5 separate regions of the Homo sapiens genome follow, and regions 2, 3, 4 and 5 are each linked to region 1. The links are chromatin contacts, found by Hi-C or POLR2A ChIA-PET in ENCODE. All regions are on one chromosome and are shown on one strand. The core of a region is the stretch at or near the end of the contact, and the rest is flanking DNA. Distances in the headings are between cores, read along the strand shown. Region 1 overlaps ANKRD16 (ankyrin repeat domain 16). Region 2 has its middle 51 kb from the start of LINC02649. Region 3 has its middle 13 kb from the start of CALML5. Region 4 has its middle 11 kb from the start of MIR3155B. Region 5 has its middle 13 kb from the start of LASTR.

The links. A loop is a pair of places that touch in the nucleus more often than their neighbours do. ChIA-PET counts read pairs that join two places held with the same protein, here RNA polymerase II (POLR2A). Pooled maps may share reads with other maps.
Region 2: a pooled map shows a loop between it and region 1 (5-fold over the local background). The contact joins two enhancer-like sites. A Hi-C loop is called at or near these places in 2 of 50 pooled maps. POLR2A ChIA-PET finds 5 or more read pairs at or near these places in 2 of 52 experiments (PC-9 and Panc1).
Region 3: POLR2A ChIA-PET joins it to region 1 with 16 read pairs in PC-3. The contact joins two enhancer-like sites. POLR2A ChIA-PET finds 5 or more read pairs at or near these places in 2 of 52 experiments (PC-3 and activated T-cell).
Region 4: a pooled map shows a loop between it and region 1 (4-fold over the local background). The contact joins two enhancer-like sites. A Hi-C loop is called at or near these places in 2 of 50 pooled maps. POLR2A ChIA-PET finds 5 or more read pairs at or near these places in 4 of 52 experiments (B cell, T-cell, WTC11 and 1 more).
Region 5: a loop to region 1 is called in a map with no recorded cell type, with 7 times the contacts of the local background. The contact joins two enhancer-like sites. A Hi-C loop is called at or near these places in 5 of 37 single-sample maps with no recorded cell type and 4 of 50 pooled maps. POLR2A ChIA-PET finds 5 or more read pairs at or near these places in 2 of 52 experiments (OCI-LY7 and activated B cell).

Annotation. Positions count from the first base shown.
Region 1 is chr10:5,859,438-5,863,663 of GRCh38, reverse strand. It overlaps ANKRD16 (ankyrin repeat domain 16), which reads left to right. Exons shown (of 8, transcript NM_019046.3): 8 at 973-2,048. It also overlaps the pseudogene RPL12P28. Among named protein-coding and RNA genes, the nearest start is that of TRV-TAC3-1, 7.8 kb to the right of the region's middle. RefSeq lists enhancers at 478-607, 808-877, 1,178-1,227. Within about 2 kb of position 2,188, at least 4 of the 41 ENCODE cell types and tissues checked have a DNase peak (open chromatin) inside an H3K27ac peak, as active enhancers do; they include B cell, where a contact is called at or near this core.
Region 2 is chr10:6,273,527-6,277,752 of GRCh38, reverse strand. It overlaps a transcript of PFKFB3 not described here. Among named protein-coding and RNA genes, the nearest start is that of LINC02649, 51 kb to the left of the region's middle. RefSeq lists enhancers at 2,059-2,498, 2,649-2,758. Within about 2 kb of position 2,337, at least 31 of the 41 ENCODE cell types and tissues checked have a DNase peak (open chromatin) inside an H3K27ac peak, as active enhancers do.
Region 3 is chr10:5,484,492-5,488,717 of GRCh38, reverse strand. No RefSeq gene overlaps it. Among named protein-coding and RNA genes, the nearest start is that of CALML5, 13 kb to the left of the region's middle. Within about 2 kb of position 1,902, at least 3 of the 41 ENCODE cell types and tissues checked have a DNase peak (open chromatin) inside an H3K27ac peak, as active enhancers do.
Region 4 is chr10:6,161,384-6,165,609 of GRCh38, reverse strand. It overlaps a transcript of PFKFB3 not described here. Among named protein-coding and RNA genes, the nearest start is that of MIR3155B, 11 kb to the right of the region's middle. RefSeq lists an enhancer at 1,188-1,297 and a silencer at 1,708-2,187. Within about 2 kb of position 1,934, at least 30 of the 41 ENCODE cell types and tissues checked have a DNase peak (open chromatin) inside an H3K27ac peak, as active enhancers do; they include B cell, where a contact is called at or near this core.
Region 5 is chr10:5,581,475-5,585,700 of GRCh38, reverse strand. No RefSeq gene overlaps it. Among named protein-coding and RNA genes, the nearest start is that of LASTR, 13 kb to the left of the region's middle. RefSeq lists enhancers at 1-1,162, 1,769-2,297. Within about 2 kb of position 1,945, at least 7 of the 41 ENCODE cell types and tissues checked have a DNase peak (open chromatin) inside an H3K27ac peak, as active enhancers do.

The DNA of each region.
Region 1 (4,226 bases), core at 939-3,438:
TATTATGAAGAACAAAAGAACAAAGCTTCCACAGTGTGGAAGGGGACCCAAGTGGGTTGCTGCTGCTGGCAGGGGGTGGCCAGCTTTTATTCTCTTATTTGTCCCCGCCCACGTCCTGCTGATTGGTCCATTTTACAGAGTGCTGATTGGTCCACTTTACAGCGTGCTGATTGGTATGTTTACAATCCTTTAGCTAGACACAGAGCGCTGATTGGTACATTTTTACAGAGTGCTGATTGGTGCATTTACAATCCTTTAGCTACACAGAAAAGTTCTCCAAGTCCCCATTTGACCCAGGAAGTCCAGCTGGCTTCACCTCTCAGTATGAACCTTTAATATGAGCTCTGCCCTCTAACTTTGTGAGCGTACAGCACAGTAACATTCACCTCAGGCCCAGTGCTGCCCACCCATCTGGAGGACTGATTCTTCTGGCACAGGGGAAACTTGATCTGAATTGAGAGCAGCTCCCCCTTCCCTCTCCTGTGGGATCTGCATGTCTCCCAAGTTCCACAGTAATGCTGGTGTGGACACTGCGTTGGGGAGGCCTCGTGTTGAAAGCCCATGGAGTCAGGGACGTGGCAGGATCACTGGCTGTATAGCAGCAGCTGAGGGTCCCTGTCCTGCAGTTTTCTCCACCACAGTCAGCTGCTCCGGGACAGTAGGTGGAAAGTCAGAATTCACTAAGATGGGGACTTTTCCAGGCAAACAGAGCAGAAGGGTCATTTAGCACAGTGTCTGGTACAGGGGAAATGCCCAAAACACACAGCTTGTTACTATCTAGCGCCAGCCTCCCCTTCCCTTCTCCCTTCCAACTGCGCATGGGACTCTCCCTCTCTGACTGTGCAGCATGTAGAGCCAGGCCCTGTAGCCAGCAGCCCTGAGTCCAGCTGTGGGACCTTGTGCTAGCTGCTTGCCCTCTCTGAGCTTCTGTTTCATCTGTAAACTGAGATGATAATAACTCTTTCTTCACAGAGTTGCTGGGAGCCTGAGCACCTTTCGTTTTTCGGCTCAGAGAAAGCCAAGTGCAACTTGCTTCAGTCATCCTGAACCTGAGTTCAACCAACCGCAGCCACCTACGTTTGACCCCAGCGAGATCAAAGTTGTATATCTGAGGTGTACCAGTGGTGAAGTCAGTGCCACATCTGCACTGGCCCCCAAGGTCAGCTCCCTGGGTCTGTCTCCAAAAATGGTTGCTGATGACATCACCAACCATTGACTGGAAGAGTCTGAGGATGATAGTGAAACTGACCAGCCACAGCAGACAGGCCCAGATTGAGGTGGTGCCTTCTGCCTCTGCCCTGATCGTCACAACCCTCAGGAACCACCGACAGAAAGAAAGAAACACAAAAACATGAAACACAGTGGTAGCACCACTTCTGATGAGATTGTCAACATTGCCTAACAGATGCAGCAGCAGTCTTTAGCCAGAGAACTCTCTGGAACCATTAAAGAATTCCTGGGGGCCGGTTGCGGTGGCTCATGCCTGTAATCCCAGCACTTTGGGAGGCCGAGGCGGGAGGATCATGAGGTCAGGAGATCGAGACCATCCTGGCTAACGTGGTGAAACCCCGTCTCTTACTAAAAATACAAAAAAATTAGCCAGGCATGGTGGTGGGCGCCTGTAGTCCCAGCTACTCAGGAGGCTGAGGCAGGAGAATGCTGTGAACCCTGGAGGCAGAGCTTGCAGTGAGCCGAATATGCGCCACTGCACTCCAGCCTGGGCAACAGAGCAAGACTCCGTCTCCAAAAAAAAAAAAAAAAAAAAAGAATTCCTGGGGCCTGCCCAGTCTGTGAGCTGCCATGTTGATAGTATCACAGATGATACCAACAGTGAAGCTGTGGAATGCCCAGCTAGTTAAAGAATGCAAAGGAAAATATTTTCACAAAGGGTTATCTGATAACCAAAAAAAAAAAAGACATTTCATCTAAGCCACTTAACACCGTGTCTGATGTGTAGTAAATAATAAATGTCAATGATTCTCAAAGAACCCAGGAATAGAAAAAGCATTTAATAAAAATTAGCTCTTGGCATAATCTCTTCATCCACACCCAGCAGAGTCGTCAGATGTCTTCCAGGTTCACAAGAATTAATTTCTCCGCCCCTGTTCCTGCTTTGCACTTTGTAGCAATTATCCCATGGTTCGCCTTATGTTAGAACTATTTATATAAGTGGTAGTCAAGGCCACTGAGTCATGCATCCCTGGAGGTCAGTTACTATTTCTTTTTATGAGTCAGAGTCACTCTGCCGCCCAGGCTGGAGTGCAGTGGTACGATCTCGGCTCACTGCAACCTCCGCCCCCTGGGTTCAAGTGATTTTTCTGCCTCAGCCTCCCAAGTAGCTGGGATTACAGGCTCCCACCACCGTGCGCGGCTAATTTTTGTATTTTTAGTAGAGACAGGGTTTCATCATGTTGGCCAGGCTGGTCTCAAACTCCTGACCTCAGGTGATCCAACCGTCTCAGCCTCCCAAAGTGCTGGGATTACAGGCGTGAGCCACCGCACCCCGCCTGGGTCAGTTACTGTATCTTACGCACCTTACAAACCCCAGAAGGCTGCACACAGCTCCTGCACATGGTATGCCTTCAAGGAATTACCCATGGATTTGAATAAGGTTATATATGATGTAACACTCATGCGCTTTATTTCATTTTTAATGAGTTTATATTCTAAAATATTTGCTTCTGGGGAAAAATAATTCAGACAGTACAAATAAAGATTATTCCAAATAGGATCATATAACACTCTTGCAACTTTAAACTGAGTGCATTGTTTCTCATTAGTTCTTTTTGTTTTGTTATTTTCATTTTCTCATTAGTTCTTAAAGATCTACCTCATTCTTTTTAACTTTGCATAATGTTGCATTCTTTCTGACATTCCATCTTTCAGATGTGCCACAATTTGTCTAAGCTGTTCCCTATTTCTGGACATTTTAGGACATTCTGGGGTTGTTTAAGTTATTATAAACAGCAGTGCCGGACACATCTTTGTGTCCTTATGGGAATGACTGGAAGATAAATTCCTAGAAGCGGATCAAAGGATCTGTCCATTTTTTTAGGTTGCCAACTGTATCAGCTACAGTTCAGTTAGCAGAGACTAGCGTTCATTGGAGCCAGCTTATGCAGAAGATTTGTTACGGGGTCCTGATGGTATGCAGAATTGTCAGGAAGGCTCGAGAACAAATCTCGTTGAACTTTCAGGGACGATATCAAGGGCTGTACTTCAGACCTAGGCCTCAAAAAGAAGTGCCTTTTCAATCAGGAAAATCTTTGCCAGTATAGGAAGCTGCTGCCTTCGCTTCCAACTCCAGAAGCTTGCTGTCTTCATCTGCTACAGTCGAGAGGCCAAATGATCAGAAAACACTCCACAGAAAATCACTTGCAGCCTTTGCCAGTGGAAGCAGAAATACGGCTTTCGCTTCTGCTTTCCGAAACTCAAGCAATTAGCAGAATCCAACTCACATCTCAAAATCTGGACCTAGGGGAGCCTGGGGCATGTAGCTGGTAACTTCCCTGTGTCTGCAGTGTGGGGCTCACATGCCCAGGAGGCTGGGATGGGTCTTGAGCACCACAGACATCGCTTTTGCCAAGATTCCTTCCCAGGCATACCCATCACCAAAGCTGTGTGGTATCGCACTTTTTTTTTTTTTTTGAGACGGCGTCTCACTCTCGCCCAGGCTGGAGTGCAGTGGCACAATCTCAGCTCACTGCAACCTCCATCACCTGGGTTCAAGCGATTCTCCTGCCTCAGCCTCCCAAGTAGCTAGGATTATAGGCGCACACCACCACTTCCAGCTAATTTTTGTATTTTAGTAGAGATGGGGTTTCACCATGTTGGCCAGGCTGGTCTCAAACTCCTGACCTCAGGTGATCCACCAGCCTCGGCCTCCCAAAGTGCTGGGATTACAGGCGTGAGCCACTGCGCCTGGCCACGGTATCACACTTTTAATGGCCACTAACATGATGTACTATCTCATGATTTTAATTTTGCATTTCTTTTTTTTTTTTTTTTTAAAGACAGGGTCCTGTTCTGTTGCCCAGACTGGAGTGCAGTGGTGTGACCATAGCTCACTGCAGCCTTGACCTCCTAGGCTCAAGCAACCTCGACCTCCTAGGCTCAAGCAATCCTCCCTTCTCAGCCTCCTGAGCAGCTGGGACCACAAGCACGCACCAGCTCGCCCAGCTAATTTTTAAAATTTATGTAGAGATTCCACTTTTATAGGGGGGTCT
Region 2 (4,226 bases), core at 1,088-3,587, 410 kb before region 1:
GCTGTACAGAAAGCGTGGTGCTGGCATCTGCTCAGCTTCTAGGGAGGCCTCAGGAAACTTACAATCATGGCAGAAGGCAAAGGGGAAGCAGGCACATCTTACATGGCCAGAGCAGGAGGGAGGTGCGGGGGCAGGGATATGCCACACACTTTTAAACAGACAGATCTTGCAAGAACTCTGTTGTGAGCACAGCACAAGGGAAATGATGTAAACCATTAGAAACCACCCCCACGGCCGGGTGTGGTGGCTCACACCTGTAATCCCAGCACTTCGGGAGGCCAAGGCAGGTGGATCACTTGAGGACAGGAGTTCAAGACCAGCCTGGCCAACATGGTGAAACCCTGTCTCTACTAAAAATACAAAAATTAGCTGGGCGTGTTGGTGTGCACCTGTAATCCCAGCTACTCAGGAGAATCGCTGGAACCCAGGAGGCGGAGGTTGCAGTGAGTCCAGATCGCGCCACTGCACTCCAGCCTGGGTGAAAGAGCGATACTCTGTCTCAAAAAAAAAGAAAAGAAAAGAAAAAGAAAAAAGAAAGAAAGAAAGAAAAAGAAACCATCCCCATGATCCAATCACCTTCTACCAGGCCCCACCTGCAGCACTGGGGATTACATTTCAACATGAGATCTGGGCGGGGACACAGATCCAAACTGTATCACATACAATATGATTCCATTTATGCAACATTCTGAAATGACAAAATTACAGCAATGGGGAACAGGTTAGTGGTTGCCAGCAGGTGGGGAGGAGAAAGGAGGGAAGGTGACTTGAGGCTCTAGAGGGGTAGCATGAGGGAGCCTCCTGGTGATGGAGCAAAATCAAGATATATCTTGATTTGGGTGATGGTTATAAGAATCCACACATGTGATAAACCTGCCTACAACTACACACACACACACACACACACACACACAAATACATATAAAATGGGAAATCTAGGTAGGTTCTGTGACCCAATCTCAATATCATGGTTGTGATATTGTACTGTAGCTATGTAAGATGTCACATTGGGAGAAACTGAGGGAAGGGGACAAGGACCTTCCTGCACACTTTTTGTTTGCATCATCCTTGAATCTATAATTATGTCAATTTTTTTTTAATTGAATTACTCCTCAAGTTTTTTCCTTTATTGGAGGCTATTTAACCCCACTTGCAGCTGCAACATCTCAGCTGTTGCCCAGAGAAAGCGAAGTTCATTGGTACTTGGCCGACCCCAAATTGGAGTTATTGTAGCTAGTAGTTAGATAAGGCCAGCAATTAATCTGTAACTATCCTGTCTGCAGCTAAATGATAGTCTCCCATACAGAGATTTCTCTTTTTGGCATTTTTTGGTTTGTTTCTTGGGATTTTTTTTTTTTCTGAAGCATGGCCCTTTTATGAAATAGATCCATAAACACATTTTCCACTTTCATACATTTGCTAAGTTATGATCTAAAATATTTTTATGACACATACATATAAATAAACAACAACCCCTCCCATTCTAGGCCATGTTTCTGTTTGAAGAATTATCCCATTTGTTATCCTATTTCTATAGCATGCCACCCATGAACCTGATTCAAAGGCCAAAATCCCACAAAATAAAGATAGCATTTGGCTGATAATCCACTCCAAGCAAACAAAGCCTTCTCTTGGGTCAGTAGAAGTTTTGGTTCTGTTTTTACCAAAAATCCTCTCATTCCCTAAAGACAGACTCTGTCTTTACGCAGTCTATTTGTCAAATACAAGGTGCCATGAATTGGGAGACATCTTGATTTCAAGCATGAAATAGCAAGCATATTTCGAGGAATGAGATACTCCAGCATGAAGAAAGCCTGTCTCCGAATGGGTGGGCTGCAGAGGGAGCACCACCCTCCACATGGAGAAAGCATAACCCCTGCGTGTATTTGAAGAGCCATATACCCCTTAAGCCATTAAAAAAAAAATGTTTCATTCTTGATGATGTAATCCTCTCTATGAAAAATACAAAAATTAGCCGGGCGTGGTGGCCCATGCCTGTAATCCCAGCTACTCAGGAGGCTGAGGCAGGAGAATCCCGGGAAGCGGAGGTTGCAGTGAGCCAAGATCGCACCACTACACTCCAGCCTGGGTGACAGAACGTGACTCCATCTCAAAAAAAGAAAAAAACCCACAAGATCCAAACCAAGGTTTCCCTTTTGCACAATAAGAACGCGTGTGGGGAACAATTGTGTGGTTCTTTGCACTGCCCAGATGAGCTCATGAGAAAATTCCCAGCAAGAGCAGCGCCTGGGTGATGGCGGTGAGTCACCGGCAGAGGCCTGACTCCATCACAAGGCTGGGGACAGCGTTCCCGGCATGCAGTGTCAGCTACTTCCTGGCATGGAGTGTCAGCTACTTCCTGTCTGAGTCAGGCGCAGGCCCCGAGGGTGGCTCCGCTGAGGGAACTGGCACCTTCTCCACACACCTCCTTCGCCGAGTCACAGACAAGCTATGCAGAGAAATCTACCGGAGCCACGGCAAGGCTCTGGAAGAGGACAGAGAAGGGAGCAGCTTCCAGAGGCCACATCGGTTTGTCGCCATGACAACAGAGGGGCGGGGCCGTGACCACCTGCCCCTGGCACAAGGCCCCCAAGTGCCGAAGGGTCACTGAGTCTTAAGCAAAGAGCAAGAGGCATCAGCCTCATGGGACAATCCACCCAGAGTCGCCTAACCACAGACCCCAAAAGTCCCCTAGTGGACACCACCCAGTCCAGGAACAGATCAAATTCAAGAATATGTAAACTTGGGTGGGAAAAAAAATCTTTTCCTCCACTAGCCAGGAACTAATATTTAGCATTTTCATTATGAAGATAGGCAGCATACCACATGAGCAGCCTCTGTGTCGGTCACCAGTAAAAATCATAATATGTTCATGGCACATGATGGTTATTGCAGTTTTGTTTTTTGTTTTTTTTTTGAGACAGAGTCTGGCTCTGTCACCCAACCTGGAGTGCAGTGGTACCATCACAGCTCACTGCAACCTCGACCACCCGGGCTCGAGGGATCCTCCCACCTCAGCCTCCAAGTTGCTCGGACTATAGGCGTGTGCCACCACACCCAGCTAATTCTTTTTAGATGGGGTCTCACTATGTTGCCCTGGCTAGTCTCAAACTTCCGGGCTTAAGCAATTCTCCTACATCAGCCTCCCAAAGTGCTGGGGTTACAGGCATGAGCCACCACACCCAGCCTGTTGCAGATGTCTTGAAAGAGTATTTACCCTTCATCTCTACTGTGAAATTACGGTTGTTTTCAGACTTGCCACTATTGAATGCATTATTAAAGTGGTACATATATTTCTACATCGTAAATGTTTATATTTGGCATTTTGATATCAGTATTTCAAGAGTTCTCTCCTTCGTAATCCAAAGTGTGTTATTTTTTAAATGTAAACATTATTCTAAGAAGGGGCTCAGGATCAACCCTGGAGGACCAGAGGGGCTACAGCACACACAAAAAAGCTTCAGTACACTGTATTAGTGTGCTGAGGATGTCGCAACAAAGTACTTCAGATGGAGGGACTTACACAACAGTTTTTTAATTTTTTTTTTTTTTAGAGATAGGATCTCGCTCTGTCACCTAGGCTGGAGTACAGTGCTGCAATCATAGCCCACTGCAGCCTTGACCTCCTGGGCTCAAGCGGTCTTCCCCTTCAGCCTTCCAACTAACTGGGACCACAGGTAAGTGCCACCAGGCTCAGCTATTTTATTTTTTGTAGAGACAGGTCTCCCCATGCTGCCCAGGCTGGTCTCAGTCTCCTGGGCTCAAGTGATCCTCCTGCCTCAGCTTCCCAAAGTGCTGAGATTATGGGAATGAGCTGTCGCACCGGCCCACAACAAAAATTTATTTTCTCCTGATTCTGGAAGGTGGGAGTCCAAGATCAAGGTGTCGGCAGGACTGGGTCCTTTGAGGCTGCGGGAAGGAGCTATCCAGGTGTCTGTCCTTGACCTGTAGTCAGCTGTCTTCACTCCCTCTTCTCATCACCTTCTCTCTGCATGTGCCTGTCTCCAAATTTCCCTTTTTTATAAGGACATCAGCCATACTGGATTAAGGCCCATCCTAATGACCTCATTTTAACTTGATGGCCTCTGGAAAGACTTTTCTCCAAATAAGGTCACACCCTGAGGTGCTGGCGAGTAGGACTCCAACGTGCTGTTTTTGGCAGGGATGCAATTCAGTCCTTAACATACTCCAGTCCAATCTCCATGCTTTCCTTAGAGAACCCTCAA
Region 3 (4,226 bases), core at 653-3,152, 370 kb after region 1:
CGTGGGGGTCTATTTAAAGCTCCCAGGTGCTGTGCGGCCAAGATTAAGAGGCACTGCTCCAAACTGTCCTGGCAACTCTGACTGTACCCGGCACTCCCCACGCCCAACCTCCCTTCTGCCCCTGGGCAGGTTGGCATCCAGTGTCGGGGAGAACCCTGGAGGCGAACGCCAGCCTTATAGAGCCCCACTGTTGGGAGGCCTGCAGGTTGGACAAGGCGAGGTCTGAGTCACCTTGGTTGGGAGCAGATGCTGCCCTGTTGGTGGCCTGCCAGCCTCTGTCCCCACCCCACCACTCAGAGACATGGTGTGCCTGCACTTTCCTGATCCGGGAGCTCCTGCCTTGCTGCCCAGATGACCTTTGGCCTAGGAAGAAGTCAAATCTCAGTGTTTTGGACCGGGCACGGTGACTCACAACTGGAATCCCAGCACTTTGGAAACCCGAGGTAGGTGGATCACTTGAGGCCAGGAGTTCGAGACTAACCTGGCCAACATGGTGAAACCCCATCTTCACTAAAAATACAAAAATTAAGGCGTGGTGGCAGGCACCTATAATCCAAACGACTCAGGAGGCTGAGGCAGTTGAATTGCTTAAACCTGGGAGGCGGAGCTTGCAGTGAGCCGAGATCGCACCACTGTACTCCAGCCTGGGCGGCAGAGCAAGACTCCGTCTCAAACAAAAACAAAAACAAAACAAACAAAAACAAATCTCAGTGCTTTTGATGAACAGTATTTTCCTGCACCGGGAGCCTTGTGGTCGTGGCTTCATGGAGGAGGTGTTGGTGACTTTCATTCACTCACTCACTATTCTACAAGTGTTTCCTTGGGTGCTTCTCCTTACTGTGAGTCTGCAGGGACTTGGAGGGAGACGCTGCGCCGGCCTCTGGGCCCAGGAGATGTAACATAAATGGCCATGCAAAGACAGTGGGTCAGGTCCCTCGTCAGTGGATTCCCATTCGAGGAGGTGCTCAGAGAAGGGGACAGACTTCCAGGAAGTGGCACTGAGGCGGGGGCAGATTTCAACAGGGGTGGGGCGTTCTTGGTGAGGAAACTGCATGAGTGACGGTTTGGAAGTGGGAGCGTCAGTGTCTTTTGGGGAGCCCGCGCTGCCTGGGAGGTAAGGGAGAGGTCCGAATGCCGTCGCAGACAGCCTGATGGTTTGCTGAAGGAGTCTGGATCCTTTTCAAGTCCCAGTGAAGCCTGGTGATATGGCCTTGGGCAAGTCAGTGGCTCTCTCTGCCTCAGTCTCCTCAACTGTAGCTGGGGGTAACAGTGAGACCCGCCTCAACGTGGTTGTGAGGAGGGTGGGGGGTGGGGGATGTGGAGAAAGTGCTAAGAACAGCGTCTGTGGGGCCGCAGAAGTGTTTTGCATAATGTCACCAAGATTAGTGCTATTTCTTCCCCAGAAGATCAGATGGAGACTCACGGAAGGTTTTTAACCTGTGGGGACGTGCGGCCAAATTGTGCTTTAGGAAGCTTATGCTGGCAGTGATGTGTGGTATGAAGGAGGGCAAGGGAGATGGGCCCTGTAGGAGGCAGATTCGGCCACCTAAGCCTGAGCTGATTAGGACAGGAGGGAAGGTGGAGGCAGTCAGCAGAGAAAGGAAGGGACGTGGGGAGGGGAAGCAGAGAGGAAGGCGTTGGAGGGACAGGGCCTGACTTAGTAACCCCGGGGCCTTGAGCAGTTCTGGACGAGGTGGGAGGGGAGTGAGCAGGGGACGGGAGAGACTCCAGCCCCACCAGGCTGAGCCGTGTCCACACCCTGCCGGGTCAGAGTTACTGCTGGTACCATCGGGAGGGTGGGCCAACCAGGCCCATCTGGCCTCTTGCCTGTCAGATGGTGGAAGCATGTCAGAGTTCTCAGAATCCTGGAGCCACTGAGAGCCGGAGGAGCCCTTGTCCAAGACTCAGGCTGTGATCGGAACAGGGTAGAAGGTGCTGCTTCTAACCCTGGGGCCTGCCTGTCTCCAGAATTTGGAGAAAAGGAAAGTCCTGGACTCCTCTCAAGCCAGGAAGGTGCTGACCAGGAGGGGAGGGTCAGGGAGAGGGGAGTCAGCAGGGACAGCTGCCTCTCCTCCGCCTGCAGGCCCAGGCCCTTCCTAATCTCCAGCTCCACCAGCTTCAAGGCAGAATCTGAATCCACACAGAGTCTGAGGTATCTTGGAAACCCTCTCCTTCCCTCTTGGATGTGTGGACTGTCAGACATTGTGAAGAGGAGAAGAGGAAGAGGAAAGACGCTGCCCCCAGTATGCAGACAGAGAGCACCCCGTTCCAGAGAGGCCAGCGCTCCAGGAGTGACAGCTGCTAATGCCCTTCTTCCTTCAGTCTCCCTGCCCCAGCTACCCTCTCCCTCCCTCCTCTCCCTCCTTCCCTTTCTTCCCGCAGCAAAACACACGGAGCCCAGTGATCTGCAGGCACAGTGCCGGGCCCTAGCGCTCCATGGGCACAAGTGACAGCTGTGGCCGAGGTCGGGGAGGGTGCTGGACTGGAAGCCTTGGGAGGCTCTGAGCACACAGGATTTGGGGCTGATACTATTGAGGGTCAGAGGCTGCTGGACTGGGTTGTAAAGCATCTGAGGCTTTGAAGACCATTTGGATAATTGGGTGTTGCAGGCTCAGGGTGAGTTTGGGGCTTCCTGGAGACTTTGGGGTGCAGAGTAGCCCCTTCCCAGGCCGGCTCTCTGCCTGCCTTTGGACCTGGGATGTTTCTGCTGGGAAGCAAGTGGACTGGTGCCTTGGAGAGGATGCCTGTGGGGAGGGGCTGGACTGCTCACAGGGCCTCCTGATCCTCGTTTCTCAGTGTCACTGATGTTCAATTCTGAAAGTTCTGCCTTTAGAGTTATCTCAATAGCCCAATGTGCCTCCTTCCTGGCATGGTTGTCCAGGGGCAGACACCCTTCTGGGGTTGGCCTGTTTGGGAGAAGCCTGAGATCTGCAGAGAAGTCTGCCAGGCGGCCTGGGACTAAAAGCTGCAGAAGGTGGGGCATGAGGAAGCAGTGGGCAGGCAGAAGGAGTGGGCAGGTGGTCTGCTGCTGCCTCGGGGATGCAGCTTGAGCTGGACTTTCTGCCTGGCTCCGTCTTGTCACCGAGTTCGCAGCATAAACGTCATCCCTCAGAGACGCTGACTCGATCTCTAATAAAAGCTATCAGCCTGTCCCCCTTTACTACGAGACCCCTCTTAGCTCTGCAGAGCATCCATCACAGTTAGGCATTTTTGCCTTTTTTTCCATCCACCCACGCTTCCCACCCCACCAGGACGTGAGCTTGGACTTCATCTTGTCATCCCAGCAGCAAGGAGTCGATTTTGCAGGATGGATGGAAAACACAGAGAGGACCAGCTGTTTCATTTCTAGGCACCTCACTTCTAACCTGGAACCGGTTCCGAGAGGAAGGACCAGGAAGACCCATGTGTCGGGAATGGTGGACAGAAGGAGTGTGCTCAGCTGCCGCCGAGAAGACCACACGCTGGGTGCTGAAAAGATGGGGGGACCTGCTAGGAACCATGGCCCTGGGCTAAGTCGGGGATGAAGGCGGGAGCTGCTGTGCTGGACTGCAGCTCAGCACAGAGACAGTGAGCCTAGATTGCAGAGCTGCCCAGGGAGGGATGTCACCTTGGGGGATGGAGGCTGCAGGTGCTCCTCAGACCTTAGGGAAACATTTGGGAGGGAGCTTGTTGAGGAGATACAGGCACCTCAGGGTGGCTGGGCTGGATGGACTTTGATGACCCTTCCTTTTTTGAGACCTGATGGTTCTCTAATTTGGGAATCATTTCCAAAGATGGGTCTAAAAATCCTTGTTTCATTGGAAATAATGAGTTTGCTATGATGCTTAAGACCAAGCATGTCACCATTTGTTATTACTGCACTTTTCCCTGCCGTTTTCCTTTCCTTTTATTTTTAATGGATGATGTTAGGTTGCAATGACATTTTGTTTCTATATAAATATTTAAAGGTCTTCATAAACATATAAATGTCTTCATACATTTTTGTTTGCTTCTAGAACAATGTGTATCCTACTATTGTATTTTTGCTACAGTATATGAACGTGGAGGTGTGCATAAGACAGTAAAACACTATTCACCAAAAGATAAAAAAGAGATATTTGCAGGATGTGGAATTATGAACATTTTTTTGTTTTTATATGTTTTCTAATTTTGCTTCAACAAGCACATACCTGTTTTTACAAAAGAAGAAAAACAGATGATGAATAACATAGGTGCATCATTTATAT
Region 4 (4,226 bases), core at 685-3,184, 300 kb before region 1:
CTAACATAGGTAAACATCTGGCTCCTGCAAAGAACGCCAGACATGTTCATCCCTGCCGGCTCTGTGTAACTGACCTGAAATTCTCCACCTGGGAAAATCTGTTTTGTGCCCCCAGGGAGAAGGAAAGTCTAGCCTCTTCCTCATAAGGAAGTTGTGGGGAAAAGAGAGATCAGATTGTTACTGTGTCTATGCAGAAAAGGAAGACGCAAGAAACTCCATTTTGATCTATACTAAGAAAAATTGTTTCTGCTTTGAGATGCTGTTAACCTGTAACTGTAGCCCCAACCCTATGCTCACAGAAACATGTGCTGTATTGAATCAAGGTTTAATGGATTCAGGGCCGTGCAGGATGTGCCTTGTTAACAATATGTTTGCAGGCAGTATGCTTGGTAAAAGTCATCGCCATTCTCCATTCTCGATTAACCAGGGACACCATGCACTGCAGAAGGCTGCAGGGACCTCTGCCCAAGAAAGCCTGGGTATTGTCCAAGGTTTCCCCCCACTGAGACAGCCTGAGATATGGCCTCCTGGGAAGGGAAAGACCTGACCGTGCCCCAGCCAGACACCCGTAAAGGGTCTGTACTGAGAAGTAGTGAAAGAGAGGGGGCCTCTTTGCAGTTGAGATAAGAGGAAGCCTTCTGTCTCCTGCTCATCCCTGGGAATGGAATGTCTCGGTGTAAAGCAGACCAATCCCATTCGTTCTATTCTGAGATAGGAGAAAACCGCCCTGTGGCTGTAGGCGATATGCTGGCAGCAATACTGCTCTGTTACTCTTTGCTACACTGAGATGTCTGAGTAAAGGGAAACATAAACTTAGCCTATGTGCACATCAGGGCACAGTACCTTTCCTTGAACTTATTCATGATACAGATTCCTTTGCTCACATGTTTCCCTGCTGACCTTCTCCCCACCTGTTGCCCTGCTACACTCCCCTCGCCAAGATAGTAAAAATAATGATCAATACTGAGGGAACTCAGAGACGGCCACCAGTGCGGGTCCTTCGTATGCTGAGTGCCAGTCCCCTGGGCCCACTGTTCTTTATACTTTGTGTCTTATTTCTTTTCTCAGTATCTCCTCCCACCTGACGAGAAACACCCACAGGTGTGGAGGGGCTGGCCCCCTTCAGAAGTCTTTCAAATACTTCCAGACAGGGGTCAAGTGTGCCCAGTCCTGCCATGTCTGGGTTAAACATCCCCAATTCTTCAACCATGCCTCCTGTGACTTATTTCCTGACCCTTCACCCGCTCACTCACTCTCCCCAAATTCACCGCAGGCCCTGTTCATGAAGATTCGGATGGAGCCACAGACCCAACGCATACGAGGTCCTCAGGGAGTCTGTGTCCCACACTGGGGGCTAGGAGCGGTCCCCGGGTGCTCACTGGCGGCGCCTCCACCGCGGACCTGCCCCAGCCCCGCATCCACGCGCGGGGTGGGGTGGGCCGCCCACTTCTCCCGCGCCCTCAACCCACAGGGAAACGGGCTGCGCGCCCGGGCCGCCCCGCAGAGTCCAGATGCCTAAATCCCTCCTAGTCTGTTTCCTCATCTGCGGCCTGCACGCCCGCCGCAGCCACACCCAACGCCGGGACGCGCAAAAACACCTGCCGGGCCTATTTCCTCTCGGGTATTATTTACAGCCGCTCCCAGGCCTTCTCGGAAAACATCCTTTGCCGGAAACACAACCCCAGGTCCCCAGAGCGTAGGGGGCCCAGCGCCGGATCCACGCGGAGCTCACGAGCCGGACAGTCGCCGCAGAGCAGGCTGGGGCCGCGCGGCGCACGCCGGGAGGGCGCGCGACAGCACGTGAACGCGGCGTGCCGCACGGCCCGGGAAGGGCGGGGTGCGCGCTGACCGGCTCGTGCGCCGCAGGCAGCAGCCAATCCGCGCGGACCACCCCCAGGCCCCGCCCCCGCCGGTCCCGCCACGCCCCCGTCGGGCCCGCAGCTGCTCCCGGGGCCCGGGACCCAGCTGGCTTAGGCGCCCGAGGTGCACCTGGGAGGAAGCAGGCGCGGGGTGCAATGGAGGGTGGAGGCGCGCACCGTGCCCAGAGCGGGGCTCCCGGGAGCTGATGTCCCGTCTGGCCCCCCTACCTCCCAGCTGGGTCCCCACCTACCCGCCCTGTCTTACCGCCCTCAGCACAGGGACCTGCCTCTGTCCCCACGACGCCAGGCTCCAGGTGTATCTAGGACTAAAGAGTTGACATCCAGTCTATATAGGGTTGTGGGGGGTTACCTTAAAAGTTCCTTTTTGTTATTAAAAAAAGTAATATACACTTGTGCAGTGATTGAGAACAATAGAGGGAGGGAACATAAAATATTCGTGATGGAGTTCCCTTCCAGACTTCCCGTCTCTGGAGATATTTTCTTAAGCCCCAGGAGGCTTGGTCTTGGCCCCCACCTCTGCATTGAATGTCTGATCTCCCTCAACTCGGTGTCATCACACATGGGATAGGGGTCAGAGGTTATCACGAGGAATTTTATGTTGCTAATGAGTACAGCCAGTAGCAAAGGAGATTCAAGATGAAGACAACATTCCTGGGGAAAACACAGAAAGCAAATGAAAGATACAATTATGGGACGGGGGAAGGAGAGGAAGAACTCTGTGCTGCTGGACTGGAATAACTGATCCGTTTGAATTTACAATTTTAAAATGTTTCCCAGCTCCATCCATGAAAAACGCCCTGGAAACACGGACACTCCGGTAGCAAGAAGAGGCACACAAAAGCCCAGATCCAGCCTTCTAAGGACCATCCTCCACTGAAAGTACCCAGGGATCCTTGGAGGAGTGGCTGCTCCCAAGGCCGAGACTGGGAAGGACACAAGGAGCCTGGAACAGGAGTTAAGACAGAGCTCAAAAGCTGAAGGGGGCGTGTCAAGGACACAGCAGCCAGCCTGAAAGGGTTCTCACCCAAACTGGGAGTGGCTTGAGCATCAATTGAGTATGTCAGGAATGGATTCTAACACATGCAGTCATAATTTTAAAAATCCCGGAGTCCACATTGGTACTATTACTACTATTAATAATGATGATGAAATTAAAGCTAGTAAAAGGGAGGATGGGCAGGAAAGAGCTTCTTTACAAAAGAATGCCAACTAATAAATGTGGAAAGAATGACAAAAATGGTAAATAGCCATTTTACGGACACTCTGATAAGTGTTTCACTCAAGAATCATCAATAGATGCTAAAGCTATGAAATAAAAGATTATTCCTTGTATATACACACCCCAAAGAATTGAAAGCAAGGTTTCAAAGAGATGTTTGTAGACCCATGTTCGCAGCAGCATTATTGACAACAGCCAGAAGGTAGAGTAATCCATGTGTCCAACAACAGATGAATGGATACACAAAATGTGACTAAACACACAGAACATTACTCCGCCTCCAAAAAGATGGAAATTCTGACCCATGCTACAACGTGGATGAGCCGTGAGCACTTGATGCTAAGTGAAATAGGCCAGGCACAAACAGACAAATGTTGTAAGATTCCACTCACATGAGTTCCCTAGAATAGTCAGATTCAGAGACAGAAAGAATGGTGGCTGCCAGGAGCTGGGGATTGTGAAGAATGAGAGTTATTGTTTAATGGGTGCAGAGTTTCAGTCTTGCAGGATGAAAAAGTTCTAGAGATGGTTGGTGGTGATGGTTGTACAACACTGAATATATTTAACACCACTGAGCTGTATACTTAAAAATGTTGAAGATGGTAAATTATAAGTGTATTTACCACAATTAAAAATGTTTACATTAGAAATTAAAGGCCACCCTGGGCAACATAGTGAAACCCTGTTTCTACAAAATTAAAAATTAAAAAATTAGCCAGGCATGGTGGCACCCTCCTGTAATCCCACCCACTCGGGAGGCTGAGGTGGGAGGATCGCTTGAGCCCAGGAATTCTAGACAACAGCAAGTCCTGATGGCACCACTGCACTCCAGCCTGGGTGACAAAGTGAGATTCTCTCTCTCTCTCTCTCTCTATATATATATATGTGTGTGTGTGTATATATATGTGTGTGTGTATATATATATGTGTGTGTGTATATATATACATATGTGTGTATATATATACATATGTGTGTATATATCTATGACTCAAGGACATGACAAAATGAAATAAAATAATTTTTTAAATTTTTTATAAAGATTATTGGGAACAGGATATTTTATTCACACTTTGTGAGTGACTGCAAAGGATCCCTCCACAGATAACTTTTTAGTTACAAATGGGAAA
Region 5 (4,226 bases), core at 696-3,195, 280 kb after region 1:
AAGAGGATTTGGCTAAGGTCCCAGCGTGCGATGGCGTCTGAGCTGAAGTGCTGGGCTGCCTACAGAAATCTCTTCTAGAGATTGAGCTGGAGTAGGATTTCTCTCCTCTGAACAAGTAGATGATTATACAATGTTCCATTCTCAGGGGGTAAAGCCCTCTCCAGTCTTCCCAAGACCCAGTGAAGAAGAAGAGAGGGTTCCTAGCTAAGGAAGGGAGACAAGGGTGGTGGCTTTCCACGGCTCCCGCACGTGCTGGGTGTGAAGCTGGTAGTGGAAGTGTGTTTCCTCAGCAGCTGTGAGTCCTCAGAATACTGGGTCCCCACGGACCAGCCAGCAGAGGGACAGCCCTTCCTTAGTGGGGCTCTCCAAGGGCCATAGGAGCACCATGGGCTGGTGCATGTGGCCTCGGGCTGCTCTGGGGAGAGGGTCATTGGTCCCTCTTACTCACCTCCTGTCGGGAGTGGCCAGACACAGCCTGACCATACAAGGGTGACTAGGAGTTTAGGTTCGAGAGTATTGAGGGTGGCCAGGCATTCCGAGTCCAGGGCCCTCCAGGCAAAAACAACTCATCAACCTTTTGAAAGCAACAGCTGAGTCACTAATACCATTAGCAACCAGAATTTGCACTTTCGGTGTGCCGGCATTCTTCTGAGTGTTTTACCTAGAGTCACTGACTCAATTCTCACTGAAACCCTAGGAGGGAGGCAGTGCTATTGCCTCCATTGTATAGATGAGGCAACTGACACTCAGAGAGGTGAAGTAACTTCCTCAAGGATACACAGCTTATAAACACTGGGATTCACACCCAGTTAGTTTGGCTCCAGCATTCCTGCTTTTGACCCCAACATTACACAGCCTCTGATTTATACAATTACAAACATTTTAAATACTGGAAGCTGAATTCAAACTGCATCCACCAACTTGACTTCTAAGACCCCATACACTTTACCTGAGGGGTGCTCAGCCACCAGGCAAAGAATGGGCTGCAGTGACACACTGGCACACGTGCCTCCCGCTTGCGTCTGTGTTCTAAGCTGCTGCGTCCCTGTTGATGTGCACTGAGCTTGCGAGTGATTTGGACTCTCGAGACAATTTCTTTTTTCTTTTCTTTTTTTTTTTTTGAGACGGAGTCTCGCTCTGGCTGGAGTGAAGTGGCGTGATCTTGGCTCACTGCAACCTCCACCTCCTGGGTTCAAACAATTCTCCTGCCTCAGCCTCCCAAGTAGCTGGGATTACAGGTGCCCGCCACCATGCCTGGCCATTTGTTTTTGTATTTTTAGTACAGACGGGGTTCTACCATGTCGGTCAGGCTGGTTTCAAACTCCTAACCTCAAGTGATCCACCTGCCTCAGCCTTCCAAAGTGCTAGGATTACAGGCCTGAGCTACCGCGCCCGGCCTCTCGAGACAATTTCTGTTCAGCCAACTTTTCCTATATCTTTCTCAAAATTATTAGTTTCCGCCCACTGTTCCAATCGAATATGGTCTCTTTTATGAATACCAGCTCTGTCGCCTGCAGCACATTTGCTCTCCCTGGAAGCTTTGGGTCATTTGTGGATCTGGACAGCGTGTTTTCACTGAAGCCGCTGGGTGAGAACAGTGGAGGCGCAGGCGCAGGCTGGGGGCTGGGCAGACACTTCCTTTAGGTGCTGCTGTGTATTCAGCTATGGATCCATCCACTGTGCACTCCCATCCAGCCGGTTTGTCCCAGAGGTGGTGGTAGGGAAGTTCCAGGACATTCCTGTTTCCTCCGCTGCCTTCTCTCTTAGCTGAGCCCTTTCTCACCTTTCCTCCCAGACCCTGTTCCCTCCCCTTACTTGCGGGGCATCCTCGGGGACAGGTTCTGAAACCACAGCTGTGGGCCAGCGTTCCACCTATTGTCTGCGAGCCAGCAGAGCAGAACAAACCTGCCTGAGATTCTCATTACAGCTTGTGATTTGGGAGACGGGCCAGCTGCGGCTGTTGCCAGGGCAACCAGTGGTGCGGAAAAAGGTAACAAAAAAGAGCCTGGAGCCTCTTGACCGGACTTCAGGAGTGAAGGAGTGGAGGGGAGGGCTCGGGCTTGCCATTCAGGAGCGATTGTTGACATGTCAACTGCAATCCCTCTGCCCCTCTCCAGGCCGGGACAGCCCCCAGCACAGCGCCCTGCCATGCACCACCAGCATGTGCCTGCTCTGTGTCTGTGTTTTCAGGGGTCCACTTGGCCCTGCGTAGCCTTTTCTCTTTTATGCATTTCCCCACTCACACTTGAATGTCTTCAATTCCTTCCTCCCTTTCTCTCATTCTCTTCTGCAGCCCCTTTCCCTCTCCTTTCCCACGTACCAGAACATCAGCCTCAAAAGATTAAAAGAAAATTAGCCAGGGGTGGTGACACGTGCCTGTAATCTAGCTACTCAGGAGGCTGAGGTGGGAGGCTCTCTTGAGCTCAGGAGGTGGAGGCTGCAGTGAGCTGTGATTGTGCCACCGCACTCCAGCCTGCGCGACACAAGTCCCCATGTCTCTAAAATAAAATTTAAAAAAATAATAAAATGAAATGTAAATAAGGCACGGGAGGGAACTGATGGTCCTGTGCTGGCAGATCCTGCGGCCTCAGCACCTAAGCGGCCAATGGGCAAAGGTGGTGAATTCAGCCTGTCTAGATAACCTGTGATTCATTGGTTGGGCAGTGATTTGTGACGAGCCCTGGGACGGTTTCTTTCCAGTTACCCACTGGACGTCTTGTGCTGCCATATCCTGGGGAGCCAGAGGGGGGCATTTTCCTTTGAAGGCTTTGAGAGTCATAGCCAAGCCCTTTTCTCCATGGCGTCCCTCCCTGACCCCACCCAACATTTCAGGAGTTAACCTTCCTAAGAGCCGAGCTCTGGCCGTTTTACTCATCGAAGAGGGAATCCCCTACACATTTTAGGTACTCACGCAGCTCGCTTGCCTGAGCACAGGCTTCGACCTTTACCTCACTTCTGGTAGGAGGTCTGTTTCATTCCCATCCAATCTGCAGGTTTTTCCCTAATCCCTTAAGGAAGCAGTAACTTCATGTTTCTCAGAATATCCTGATTGGAAGAATCACTCGGCAGCTTAGAGCACAGATTCCTGAGCCGCATCTCAGACCTACTGAATCAGAAACTCTGGGGAAGTTATCTGGGAATCTGCTTTAGAAAAATTGCCCCCGGTGATGCTCATGTTAGGAGAGGTTTGGGGAACAAAGCCCAAGTGCTGATTTTCGCTTCTCGGGCTCAGCACTTGGGTTCTGTCTGGGCCTCAGGGTACTCTTTCATCTGCAAGGTGGAACTGATCCTCACAGCTCTGCTATCCTGCCCACAAACTTCCCAGACCAGGGAGGCTCTGGGGAGGCATGGCCGGCCTGGTGCTGGCCCAGTGTGGTCAGGACTAGGTCATGCCCCTGTTGCCCATGGCTCACCATGCTGTGGATATCACATCCATCCATGCCTATTGGCTCATGGCAGCTTAAGCCCTAGAAAGAACAGGTGGGAGAACTTTAGCTCTATGTGCCCACCAGGGATCTCACACCTCCTGGCTGCAGGAGCTGGACGGGAGGTCACCTGGCTTTGATGTAAGCTGCCACCTCTTTATGCATCCATCCTGCGAGCACTTGACATGCTATTGCTCTGCGGCATCGTGGCAGCGCTGTATACCGAGAGGAATGCAGGGTTTAGGGCTCAAAAGCTCTGGTTGAATCCTGGCTGCCACTTGCTACCTGTGGGGTCCTGGAGCACTTCCTTTCCTTATCTGTAAAACATGGATAACAACCAACTTCACAGGGTTGCTGTGAAAATTAAGTATGAAAAATTTCCAGCAGAGTGCTTTGCAGATAGAGAACTCGATGCATGTCAGTTCCCTTTCTGTTCATTTTCTCTCTTCCTGTTCAGGTACAGGCTGATTCATTAAACCTCTCTCACTTCTTCTTTCAGATCCCATTAAAACACTTCTGAAGAAAGGTCAAGATACAAAAATCAATTGTATTTTCATATAGTAGCACCAAACATTTGGGAACTGATATTTAAAAAACCAATTCCATTTACAATAGTGTCAAAAAACATAAGATAATTAGCAACAGATTAATAAAAGATGGGAAATATTCAATATCAATACTGAAAACACAAGATGATGCTGAGAGAAATTAAAGAAGATGTAAATACATGGAAAGATATACTATGTTCATGGATTGGACAACTCAGTATTAATATGTCAGTTCCCCCTAAGCTGAAGTATG